Linked DNA regions of Homo sapiens: regions 1, 2 and 3 are each linked to region 4. A link is a contact called in ENCODE Hi-C or POLR2A ChIA-PET data. All regions are on one chromosome and are shown on one strand. Each heading gives the region's core, a stretch centred on a gene start or an enhancer-like site at or near the end of the contact. The rest is flanking DNA. Distances are from core to core; before and after follow the strand shown.

The links. A loop is a pair of places that touch in the nucleus more often than their neighbours do. ChIA-PET counts read pairs that join two places held with the same protein, here RNA polymerase II (POLR2A). Pooled maps may share reads with other maps.
Region 1: a pooled map of right cardiac atrium shows a loop between it and region 4 (2.9-fold over the local background). The contact joins two enhancer-like sites. A Hi-C loop is called at or near these places in 1 of 168 maps with a recorded cell type or tissue (chondrocyte) and 8 of 50 pooled maps. POLR2A ChIA-PET finds 5 or more read pairs at or near these places in 1 of 52 experiments (BJ).
Region 2: a map with no recorded cell type shows a loop between it and region 4 (2.3-fold over the local background). The contact joins two enhancer-like sites. A Hi-C loop is called at or near these places in 1 of 37 single-sample maps with no recorded cell type and 3 of 50 pooled maps.
Region 3: a pooled map shows a loop between it and region 4 (4-fold over the local background). The contact joins the promoter of LINC01966 here to the enhancer-like site in region 4. A Hi-C loop is called at or near these places in 1 of 37 single-sample maps with no recorded cell type and 2 of 50 pooled maps. POLR2A ChIA-PET finds 5 or more read pairs at or near these places in 1 of 52 experiments (activated CD4-positive, alpha-beta T cell).

What each region holds. Positions count from the first base shown.
Region 1 is chr2:144,997,857-145,000,609 of GRCh38, reverse strand. All of the region lies in intron 3 of TEX41 (testis expressed 41), which reads right to left. Among named protein-coding and RNA genes, the nearest start is that of LINC01966, 120 kb to the right of the region's middle. Within about 2 kb of position 1,403, at least 4 of the 41 ENCODE cell types and tissues checked have a DNase peak (open chromatin) inside an H3K27ac peak, as active enhancers do.
Region 2 is chr2:145,185,054-145,187,920 of GRCh38, reverse strand. It overlaps LOC100505498 (a long non-coding RNA gene), which reads right to left. Exons shown (of 8, transcript XR_923410.3): 5 at 1,116-2,867. Among named protein-coding and RNA genes, the nearest start is that of LINC01966, 300 kb to the right of the region's middle. Within about 2 kb of position 1,450, at least 6 of the 41 ENCODE cell types and tissues checked have a DNase peak (open chromatin) inside an H3K27ac peak, as active enhancers do.
Region 3 is chr2:144,880,590-144,883,528 of GRCh38, reverse strand. LINC01966 (long intergenic non-protein coding RNA 1966) reads left to right here and starts at 1,616. Exons shown (of 3, transcript XR_923412.3): 1 at 1,616-1,899. The region is part of intron 2 of TEX41 (testis expressed 41); the gene reads right to left.
Region 4 is chr2:145,750,982-145,753,893 of GRCh38, reverse strand. No RefSeq gene overlaps it. Among named protein-coding and RNA genes, the nearest start is that of LINC01966, 870 kb to the right of the region's middle. RefSeq lists an enhancer at 1,810-1,859. Within about 2 kb of position 1,558, at least 12 of the 41 ENCODE cell types and tissues checked have a DNase peak (open chromatin) inside an H3K27ac peak, as active enhancers do.

The DNA of each region.
Region 1 (2,753 bases), core at 154-2,653, 750 kb after region 4:
ATTATGCAACACTTATTTTTCCAAATAGAGGTAAAAGATTACATCCTTAAGGTCCATTTTATCTAAATGCATCCCTTTTGGCCCAGTGTGTAGAACATATCTAGATTAATGATTGAGGGCATCTAACTATGAAATGAATCACTATTACCTTTCCTTTTTCCACCCCCCCTCTCTCTCTGTTGGCTTTTCTCTAGTACAGGATTTTTCACAGGACAACAGCTTTTGATTTGGACTTTTAACCTCTTTGGATTGAAGTAGAGAGAGGGCATATTAGAACAAAATTTATGGAGAAATTCAAAATTAAATATCAAAGTGTAGGCATGAATGTGTGGGACAATTTTGATTTGTATTTGCTTTCCCACACCATTTTGTATCCCATGGTAGAGGCTGTCATGAGTAGGGAAGTATTCCAGTTAGTGGAACAACGGCCTGTGAATTCATATATTGGCAACATCTTAATTCTGTTCTGTGACTTAATCTCTCTAAGATTTACATTGTAAAAACAGTAATCTAGACATTTCAGGGTTGCTTGCTATCTAAAGATGTAAAAAACAAAAGTACACAAATGAATGGTTTCAAAATGCTTTTGAAAAATAATGTAAACATCACCAAAAGGTTTTGTTTTTAATTGTCAGATGCTTTCTTTCTCATTTTCAGATGATGACAAACACAATGGCAGACACTCAATATTTCTGAGAGTTTTTTAATATGCAAACTTTTTGATTTGAACATTAAGAGTTTGATAGCACACAATAGCCTCTGTGGCTTTAAAATGCCTTAATTATTTTAAATACAAATGTAAAATTCAGACACCTAGTGTTACTTAAATGCACCCAGGTTTCTGTGGTTTAATAATAACATCTGTTTTGGTTTTTCAACCACAAAAGTGCATTTAATCTGTTCTTCCTTTAGTTGAACTTTTCACATCTGCTTCGGCTCGGTTCCCATAAGCTAAAGACCAGATCTTTTCCAAAAGTAGGAAGTCTACCTGTACGACTGTTGTTCTAGCTCAAAAGATCTGTTTTTAATACCAGCTGAAGATTTCAAAAGAATAACAAAAATAAACTTCTTACCCATAATGCACTTCTTATGCTTTTTGGCTTACATATCAGTGCGGTCATTTTATGAATGCAATACTGCCTGGACATTTTAAATTAAAACAGTGAATTGTCAGATCACACATGCCCAGGTAGTCCCTGATCTCTTAAGTTTTTTAATCATGGAAAAAGAGTGTATTCTATTAAGTTAATTTTTCATGAAAAAGTTATACTAAGGATGGACAGTGGCTTAAAAACCTCAGTGGTTTTTTTTGGACACACACTTAGTGCTTATCTGAATCCCATGGGTCCTGAAAAGTAGGCCGGAAAATGTTGCAAGGACAACATTACTTCACAGATTTTCCACAATTGTTTGCTGCCTCCGAGGCTTCAGCTCTTATAACCAATCCTAAGAGACCTATCTAAAATCAGAGACTGTGAAACCAAATCCTAATAAGCGTCTTTGAAAACCAACCAAGGTGCTGAGATGAAACACATTTTTCTTTACGTATGAATTTTGGTAGAGAAAATTATTGAATAAATGAGTGCCTGGGTTAGATATGTGATAATTGTTTTTCTCAAGTGGAAAGATTGACTCTCTTTATCAGCATTCACAAGAGATTGAACAAAGCTGAATATTCAGTCTTTATTTGGACAAGATTTAATTGATATCAAGTTAGTCTAATTATTTTATTTTAGAAAGTTATTTTGAATATGTGAGATGCACATAATTATATATTTTTCCTGATGTATGATTATGTAATTATACGTGGTCCTGTTTACAGGACAGAGCAACACAGCATGCTGCAATTAGTAGGTGTTCAACTCATGTTTGGTGAATGAGGCCTAATGAGGCAATATAATGGAGAGAGCCCGGTAGACTACCTTTGTCGATGCAAACAAGATGATTCTGTGATTTGAATAATTTCCCAATGTCTTACGTAAATAGGAGTTGTCAGCAGGGGTGATTCAACTTAATTCAAAAAATATTTACTGATTGCATGACATGTGCAAGTCACTACAATAAGCAGAGTAACAAATACAGGAATAAGCATGAGTTTTACAAAGTTAAAGTAGCAAATTATGAAAAATGCCTTAAGAAAAATAGCAAAACACTGTTATGGTGGAAATAGCATTTGAGACAGGCCTTGAAAGAAAAGTCATCAAAATTTGGAGAGTGTTGAATACGAGAGTTTTGAACGAAAGGTGAGAAAGAAAGTGATCTGGTAAGACAGCAAAAGATTTCAGGTCTAGAGAACATAATTAGGAAAAGTAGAGAATGACAAGCAGTTTCATTTGTCTCATGGACAAGGATAAAGATAGAAGAGTAGCCTGGTGGTATGCTATGGAACACTTTAAATGCTCTGCCAAGGAGCAGGCACATCATATAGTAGACAATGAGAGCCTGAATCTTCAAATTAGGTTTTCTTAATGGTATTCAAATATTTACCACAAATTTCCATCATTTTGCCAGCAAAGACAGATCTAAACAAGTACATTTTTTTCCAAACTTGGTCAAAATCATTTGGTATTGCTCTTAAATTTATTTTTCATTTAAAAGATAAGTCGTGGAGGGGGATATCTGTCAAATTTTCTGAACCTTACATTCATTGCTGGGCTTGAAGATAAAGCATAAGAGGTCCTTTTACAGTTCACGCAGAAGAAACAGTCTCTGGAAGAGAGAAGGAAACCCTTAAAAATATGAGTAGAAAAGCC
Region 2 (2,867 bases), core at 201-2,700, 570 kb after region 4:
TATTATTGGTGGTTTTAAGACAGTGTCCTAAGAAACTCTTGGAGTTTTTACAAGGTATTCAGAGGGCCCTCAGAAGGAGTGGGTGAGAGGAGCTAACAAATGAGACCCTAGGGTTTCCAACTCCACCTCAGTGAATGAGTTCCATTTTAATCTGTTGTATTTATTGGAATTTCTACCTAGTAAGAACTTTCCAAATTCAAAGAATCCCTATAGTCTTTTCTGATGTGTTCCATCTCAGGAATATATTGCTCTTAGAAATTTTATTGATTGTTAAAATAGCACTGAACTTGTATTTAGAGCTGACTTCTGATATCCAACCTTAGAGATTCCAGGTTTTGAACTTTGAACAAACTCCTAAACACTCTGGATTTTTGTTTCTTCAATCATAAAATTATGAGTTTGAACAAAATTATTCTAAATTTCTTTCCATCTCTTACTAAATTATAGCACTTTTCATATTTTACTTTGAATTACTTTGCTTCTACTCTTACAGCGGAAGGATAATTCTATATTATAAAAAGCTTGTTTTGCTTGATTAATAATAAGGATTTCTGAGAATTAAAAACAAAACATAGTAAAAGTACTGCATATATTTGTACTGAAAAAGAACTTGACACTATTTCTCCAGCATTAGCAAGATGTATGAGATTTGTGTTTTGGGCATTGATTACGGTTTTTATTCTGAATTATGTATCTTTGGGAAAGAAAATTAAATTAGTCATAATAGATTGGCTATTTTCATAAGTTCTATCAGTGTAGAAGTATCATAGCCAATTTTAAGAGAAAATATCTTCTATCTTAAACCTCAATAGTTTTTATCTTTGTATTTTCAGAGAATAATTTAATATTTCTGTGATGTTTCTTTGGTGTCTATAAAAGCAAGCTACAAATTAGAAAGTGAAAATAAACTTCTTTTGTTTAAATTCCAAAGACGTCATCTGTAATTTTATTGCTTTTAGCCATTTCACTCACTTGTATGGGACTTTGAATCAATGAATAATTCTTTTCCCTCACACCTGTTGTCTGAACTTTCTGCCATAGTTAAAAACTTATCATTTTGTTTTACACTGTCAAAACTCATCCAAGAAATAAAGTACACCTTTACCTTCACTCACCATAACACAGTATTTATTTCCTTTAGGCAGTAGTGGTTCAGAGTTTGAGGTTTGCATGAGGTAAAAAACTTCCAAACGTTCCTTTAATTATCTGTTGATATCTATTTTGGTTCTTTCATTTTCAGTTCCTACAATGAAGGTCCCAGAACAGAACTTACATGAATACTTAGAAGGCCAAGTTTCTAAACCTTTACCAGACTAGCAAGAGATGTTCCATTCAAATAAGTTCTCTGATGTATGGGTGACAGGCAAGAGCTAAACTGACAGTGTTTGCTGAATTCTGCAAGCCCATAGGGGGCAGGATTCCACCTGCTTGGGATCTTCTACTGGCGTAAACTCAGGGACCAGGCTTTATAAAATGAAACGGGCTGCGAGGGAACAGCCAAAGTGAAGGCAGATTGTGTGCTCAATGACCGTATGGTTTTCATTATCTTGTTCTCAAGGAAGAATTCATCCAAAGAACAACCAAATGAAAGCAATGTGTAAACCATGTCAACCCATCCTTGGATGGATGTGCCACATTTGCTCCATTATTGGTGGTGATTGTATAAAGGTGGGGAAAAGGGAGAGGAAGTGGGAAAAATGAAGGTAGTGCAAAAAGAAGGTGCAGAAGGAGCAAGAAAAAAGAAATGTCAGCCACTCAGCTGTCTCATTATGTAGCTTCCCACACTCACCAAAGATGTAATTCATCCTGCAGGTGCAAACATTGTTGGCTTTCTCATGGACTCTTGACGGATGGACCGGATGCATGTTTCCTTACCCCAGATGCTCTTTAGCAACACCAGCAATGAGATAGGGGATTGTGTGCACCTGAATCAGCACATTCACTGAGTCTTATTTGTCTTGTTTCTTAAATAACCAGTAGTGTTGTGCACAGAGCGACAACAACCAGGCAGAGGAAGCTTTTTTAAATATTAAAAAAATGGCCAATCTAAACACTTTTGTGAGTCACTTCTTAATAATTGCCTCTAAGATAAGTATGTCATTACTGCTCTGATACTCATCACCCACAGACTCACTAGTGGATGATTATCAGATCATGTGACAGCATTGGACCCTGTAATAAAATTCATGCTCATGTTTTCCACAAGATTTTCAAAAATTGAAGATGAATTTTCTACTATAAACTGAGAGAAAATTAGATTTTCAAGTTATCTGAACAGATAACATATTAGAAATGGGAAGGTTCCTGCTCTCTGAATCAGCTTCTCCTCCCCTCCCCTCCCGGCTCATTAGCTCCCACCAACTTTGAGGATTCCAAGATCCCAAACAAAACTGATTCTTTTCTGGTTGAAGTTCCATTGACTCTTGGCAAAATGTAACTTCCTGGTTCAAAGAAAAAAAGCTTGTAAAAAAAAAAGCTCACAAGGCTTCTTAGACATCAAATGGGTCTTATGAAACCACATTTTGATGAGCTAAGTGTAAATGAATCAGAAACACATGGATTAAATTTCCCTTGAAATACACATGGGTTTGAAAATTAAGGAAAAACTGTTTAGCCAAATGTGTTTTGGGTTTCCTTGAACTGAAAACATTTGAAAAAAAAAAAAAAAGAAGTCAAGGCATTTGCTAAACCCGAATACACTGTTGTGTTTGCTCAACCCTCCTTCAAACCAACTAAATTTCCACGAGGCTTCCTCCATTCCCCTGTGGTTTGTTTTGTCACCTCTGTCTTGACACTTTACAGACCAAACTCAAGTTCCATTAAAAAAAAATAGACCGTTGGTCATCTACTTAAATATGAGGGAGCTA
Region 3 (2,939 bases), core at 367-2,866, 870 kb after region 4:
GGACTTTCCAATACTATATGTAATACAAGCTGACAAGGAAAAAGCATTTCAAATGAGGCTACTAGGAGTCAGGAGTGGCTTTAGTTTTGCTTTGCCTTTGCAGGCAGGCAGAGTCAATTTGATCCAAGTAGCCTTATTCAACATCATCCAGATGGACTCTTTATATCTAGATAAGAAAATGGCTTGCTGGGAATAATCAGGCCCACCCCTGTAATGAGAAAGGTACATAGTTAACTATACATACTTACACACTTCAAAGAACACAGAGTGGGTTCTGATCCCATTGTCTGTTCACAAAAAAAATTAAAAAACCAATGCCTCTTCCCCTGCCTCTCCAAAAAAGAAAGAAGAAAAAAATATTTTGTGACTAGCAAAACATTTTTGACCAGACTAGTATGAATCCTTTCACTATGTTGCTCAGTTTTTATACCATATAATTTGCTCCTTTCCTTAAGTTAGCATTGTTACTTAAAAAAAAAAAAAAAATCCTTCTCCTGTCTTCATTCATTTGCCCAATGAATGGCTTTTATCAATTGCATTATTGCAGTAGTCATCAGCAAAATTCTACATAGGACTAAACTGCCCTGAATATGCTATGCAGATTGCTTGTGCCTGTGGTGACACCTAGAATGAATAAAGTGTATCTTTAATTGGACGGTTCTGCATCTTGGTCCCACCTACCGTCAGTAGTATGCTGCAGTTGGCTTGATCCATTTGCCAGAGCTAATGTAATTTCTTCCCAAACCTGAAACCAGCAACGTCATGGTGGTAGCTTGAAATCATCCATGACAGGAGTATTTACACCACGGAAATTGGCAAAAGCTAAAAATCACCCCCTCCCCCACAAGAGAGCCAGTTGTTAGTCATTTTCCAACATACTTCACACTGTTGTTCTCTGACCAGTTGTGATAAACGGTTCTTTAAACACATTTTGGCAGGAAGATTTTCATTCAATCACAATAAATACTGAAAATGAGTGCCCCCTCCTACCAAAATGTAGAAAGCATGCTCCATCAGGTATAACACCATACCTTCCCAAAATAAGCCTTGAACTGTTAACTATGTAATCATTTAATGGCACCACTGGGAACCCATTCTTGAAAAGTAGTCACATTTCCTGCTGACACAAATTAAGTCCAACTTTTTTGTAGCGAATTATTTGGTTGGTTGGTTTTTAAACCTCCCTCAGTGCACTAACCTCACCAAGATTTAGTGGTAGTTTGCTGAGGCTGAAGTCAAATGGCTGAGTGAGTCCAGCCAGATATGAGAAAGTCTCATAGTGTAACCATTTTCCATGTTTTATTGTTCACAGCAAACCAAAAGTTGAAATAGTAAGTTGCACAAAGTTGAAAGTGTGGAGGGTGGGAAGGTGGAGAAGCTGGACTGCTGCTGTTCAATGATCAAGGAATTAGAAGCTGTTGCTCTGGAGCAACAGCGTAGGTGGAATGTTGGTGCCAAGTGGGTTCTTTTTTTCTGTACCTCACTTCCTTTCCTTGCCTGTGGCTTTCAACAAATATGGTGGTGGGATGGTCAAAATCATGATCCTTCTCAAATTCCAATTTGAAATATTCTTTCAACAGATGTGTCCTATAGTGTTTGCTACAGACTGAGTTCTATAGCCCCAAAATCATATATTGAAGCCTTAACACCCCGTACCTGAAAATGTGACCATTTGGAGATAAGACCTTTATAGAAATAGTTACATTACAATGGGATTATTAAGGTGGGCCCTAATCTAATATGACTAGTGTTCTTACAAGAATAGAAAATGAGAATATAGACAACATAAAGAGGCACCATGTGAAAACACTGAAAGAAAACAGCTATTTACAGGTCAAGGAGACAGGCCTCAGAAGAAGCAATCCTTCGGACAGCTTGATTTTGGACTTCCAGCCTCTGGTACTGTGAGAAAATAATTTTGTTGTTTAAGTCACTCACTCTGCAGTGTTTTGTTATGACAGGCCTAAGCCCTAGTTACTTAGCCCTAGTGTTAACTAAAACAGGATTCTTTTTTGTCAGAGACTGAAACGCATCTCCCTGAAATTCTTATGCGGAAGACCTAACCCCCAATGTGGAGACACAGCCTTTGGGGAGGTAATTAAGGTGAAATGAAATCATATAGCATGGGGCCCAAATCATCGGATAGCATTGGTGTCCTTATAAGAAGAGGAAGAGTCACCAGAGTGACTCTTCCCTCTCTTTCTCATCTCTATCCCTCCATACTCACTGAGGAAAGTCCATGTGAAATTACAGCCAGAAGGTGGCCTTCCACAAGTCAGGAAGAGTCAGGAAGAGAAGGCTTACCAGAACCAAATTCTGACAGCATCACGATCTTGGACTTCTACCCTCCAGAACTGTGAGAAAACAAATTTCTATTGTTTAAGCCACTGGTCTGTGGTATTTTGCTATGGCAGCCTGATCAGATTAATCCACTCTTCCTTTGTATGTTTTGCTGCTGAGTAGGCATCAGAGCATTATTAAATGAATGGACGTACCCCCCCATGAGGCTCAATCCAAAATGGAATTTGAGAAGAAAATAATGTCTTAATTTAATTAATTTCCCCTTCCCTGTTCATCAGTATTCTTTTGACTTAATTTAACACCTTTTCTTGCTTTCATTTTAACCAGAGATTACACTGGTGGATGTAGGTTCATAGGAGAATCCAACAATGCTGAAAAGGTTTTCTGAGCATCCAGCATATTTGGTTTTCACTGCTAGACATTTTTTTTCTTTTTTGAAATGGAGTCTTGCTCTGTCACCCAGGCTAGAGTATAGTGGTGCAATCTCAGCTCACTGCAACCTCCGCCTCTCGGGTTCAAGTAATTCTCCTGCCTCAGCCTCCAGAGTAGCTGGGATTACAGGTGCCCGCCATCACACCAGGCTAATTTTTGTATTTTTAGTAGAGACGGGGTTTCACCATTTTGGCCAGGCTGGTCTT
Region 4 (2,912 bases), core at 309-2,808:
ACTTTGTAAGCACAGGTTTGGGGTCCAGCAAGCGGTATTTTAAAAGGGCCATGATTATCTGGTACTAGAAACAGCAGCAGCAGCTCCTAATTCAGATCTTTTAAATCGGTCTTCTCAGAATACATACATTTGGAGTATTTGAAAACTTGGTCCTCTGAGGCCTGTTCCTTCTTCTCCCTGGATCTTACCTTTAAATGGCTGAAGATATAATGCCTCAGAGACTTAAGGTGAGTGGAGATAGATTTGCTAGGTCCCAGAGTAATCAGAAAGGCAAAATAGCTTTGTAACTCTGTCTCTCTCTGCATTATTCCCTGAAGAGCAGCTGCAGCAGAGTGTGGACCCCGTGTTTGCACATGGCAGAAACTGGGCTGCCTCACATTTAAGGCCTAAGTTAGCCAACTTGTCAATGAATGCCATTAGTGCAGACGGGCCACAGGCACTCAGGGATGGAGTGGCAGGCAAGCTCAGATCAGCTAAGGAAGAGCAGGCATCGGGTGGTAACAACTTTCAGTCATTACTGACCTGGGCTCTATTCAAACCAGTGACCTAGAAATGAAGGGCTCCAAATCCCATTACTAATTCCCCGAGCCATCAAGTCTCCCCTATGGCCTGGATCTTGTCCTGAAACCCAGGTCTCCTGTTGAAATAGCATTAAGACAGCAGCCACTGCGTTGGCAGGCAAGGTTTTTAAAATAAAGGGAGGGGAGGGAATGTGCACGTAGAGAGTTGGCTTTAATTATTACTTTAAAGTTTTTCAGCTCCTTTCAACCTAAAAACCTGAACCTTCTTTAAAGTCACATGCTTGCCAGCCAGCACAAAAATGGTGTTCAAACAAGCACAGCTTTTTTATTTTGTTTGAATGGTGAAAATACACAAGCCCCCTCCCAAATCAAGGAATAATGAGAGGAAACCAAATGAGAGGAAGTTGTTGGAAAGCAAAGAAAGAGATTAAATGAGTATTGCGAGGACAAGAATATTTACTGCCAAAATAAGAAAAGGAGCTAAATGAAAGCACCCTTAAGCCGCGTTCTTCCTCACTTCTTATCTCTCTGTCACTCTCTGAATCCCTCTCATCAAAGAGGGACAATTATTTTTAAGTAAAAATGTGGGATTTTTGTCAGTGAGGTGAAGCCCATGCAAAGTGAGCTGGATTAAAAACTGCATGTAAAGTTCTGTCTCGTGTTTTAAGCCAAAAGCTCCAACTTTACAAACTGTCCTGTAGATGGGGCTGTACTCTGCAATTCTAAGATCACTGCCTCAACAATGAAGCAATTGTTTCCTGTCTCCACTTAGCAATTCCTCCCTCTCTTTCAGTTCTTTCTGCTTGCATGTTCTATTTATTTTAATGTATACCTTTGTGTAGAGCCTGTCTCTGAGTGGTTAGATACCCCGTTGATATGTGGCCTTCAAGGGGGAAAAGGGAGTGCAGCCTATTCCCATGACATCCTAAGGCTTTGTAGAGCCAAAAAAACCTTCTCAGGAACACCTAATCCTTGGGCTCTGTCCAAGTACCACAATCTCTCTGTACAACTGACATGGGCCACTTGGGACACTTGAGAGTTTTAGGTGTGTCTCTCTGAAGTCAGCCCCGGCCAAGCATGAGGCAAATGTGCCCGACCAAAGAAAATAAATTATGTGGACTCCAATTTTCAGCAGTTATGAAGTATTGAATTACACATGCAAAGAATTCACTTTGGGATTAACCCTTTGGAACCGAAACACAATCTTGTCACAATGCCTGAGAAGGGAGCATGCTCTGAGTGAGGCCTGACTTTCCAAAGACACAGAGGTTGCTGACCAGGAGACAGAGATGCTCAATGCAATAAGAATGGAGATAAATGCAAATGTCTTATGTGGGCATGGAAGAGGGTATATGTCGGGGTTCTGCCCTGTCTCTGGATAGGCTGTTGCTGGCATTGTAAAGTTTAAGGATTCACTGCAAAGGCCACTTCAGCACTTAACGGGAATGCATCTTAGCATAATTCACACAGTCCCTGTGGCTGCTTCTTCATTCAGATTTAGAGAAGTGGTTGAAAGCCACTGGAACTTGACTGAAATCACAACTACAGAACCCCTGAAACGGCATTCATCCTCCATGACTCATTGAGCGATAGAAAAGGACATCCTGTCCTACCCCTTTAAGAATTCCTAGTTCCCCATAACCGTCTGAAGCACTAAGCTGTGAGTACACGACATAGCTGAAATTTAACACATAAACCCTGGAGTAGAAAAACAAAACAAGGCCATTTGTTTTCCCCTATAAAGCTATTTATTTACCAAATGACCATAGAAAGCAAACCTCCAACAATAACAGGAAACAATCAATCTTGAAAAACTTAGGGAAAAATTTTTTTGGAGCAAAGTTAACTTTTTAATAAAGTAGGTGTCTTGGGTATGCAAAGCAGGATGTCAGGAAACAGGCAACCTTGCCCCTCTTCCCCTCAGGTTATTATCAGAAAATGTGTGATCTACAGGAGGGACACTGTTTTGGGACTGATAAGCTGTGTCTACATAAAGATCCCTCACTTATTTCACATGTGCCCTGGAGGAAATAGAACTGTACAACGATATCCCTGGGAGACACTGTGGACCTCATCCACTGCCCTCATATTATCCAATGAAGAAACTGAGTTGCTCAAAGTTGCAACAGATACAGCTAAAAGCAGTAGGACATTTTATGTAACTTATTTCTAAAACAACAAATCTCTAATCAGAGAAATATCTCTATGTCTCAGTTGCTCTTGCCTGTTCAGAGGGATGATAACTATCTTTTCAAGTACTTGCTATTTTGAGTTATATGGAATATTTTGAGACACATGTAGAGATCTGCTAAAATGATTTGAGTGATAATAACTGGGTGTATGTGTGTTAATATGTGAGAAAAAAGAGAAAGAAATGAATGAGAGGGAGAG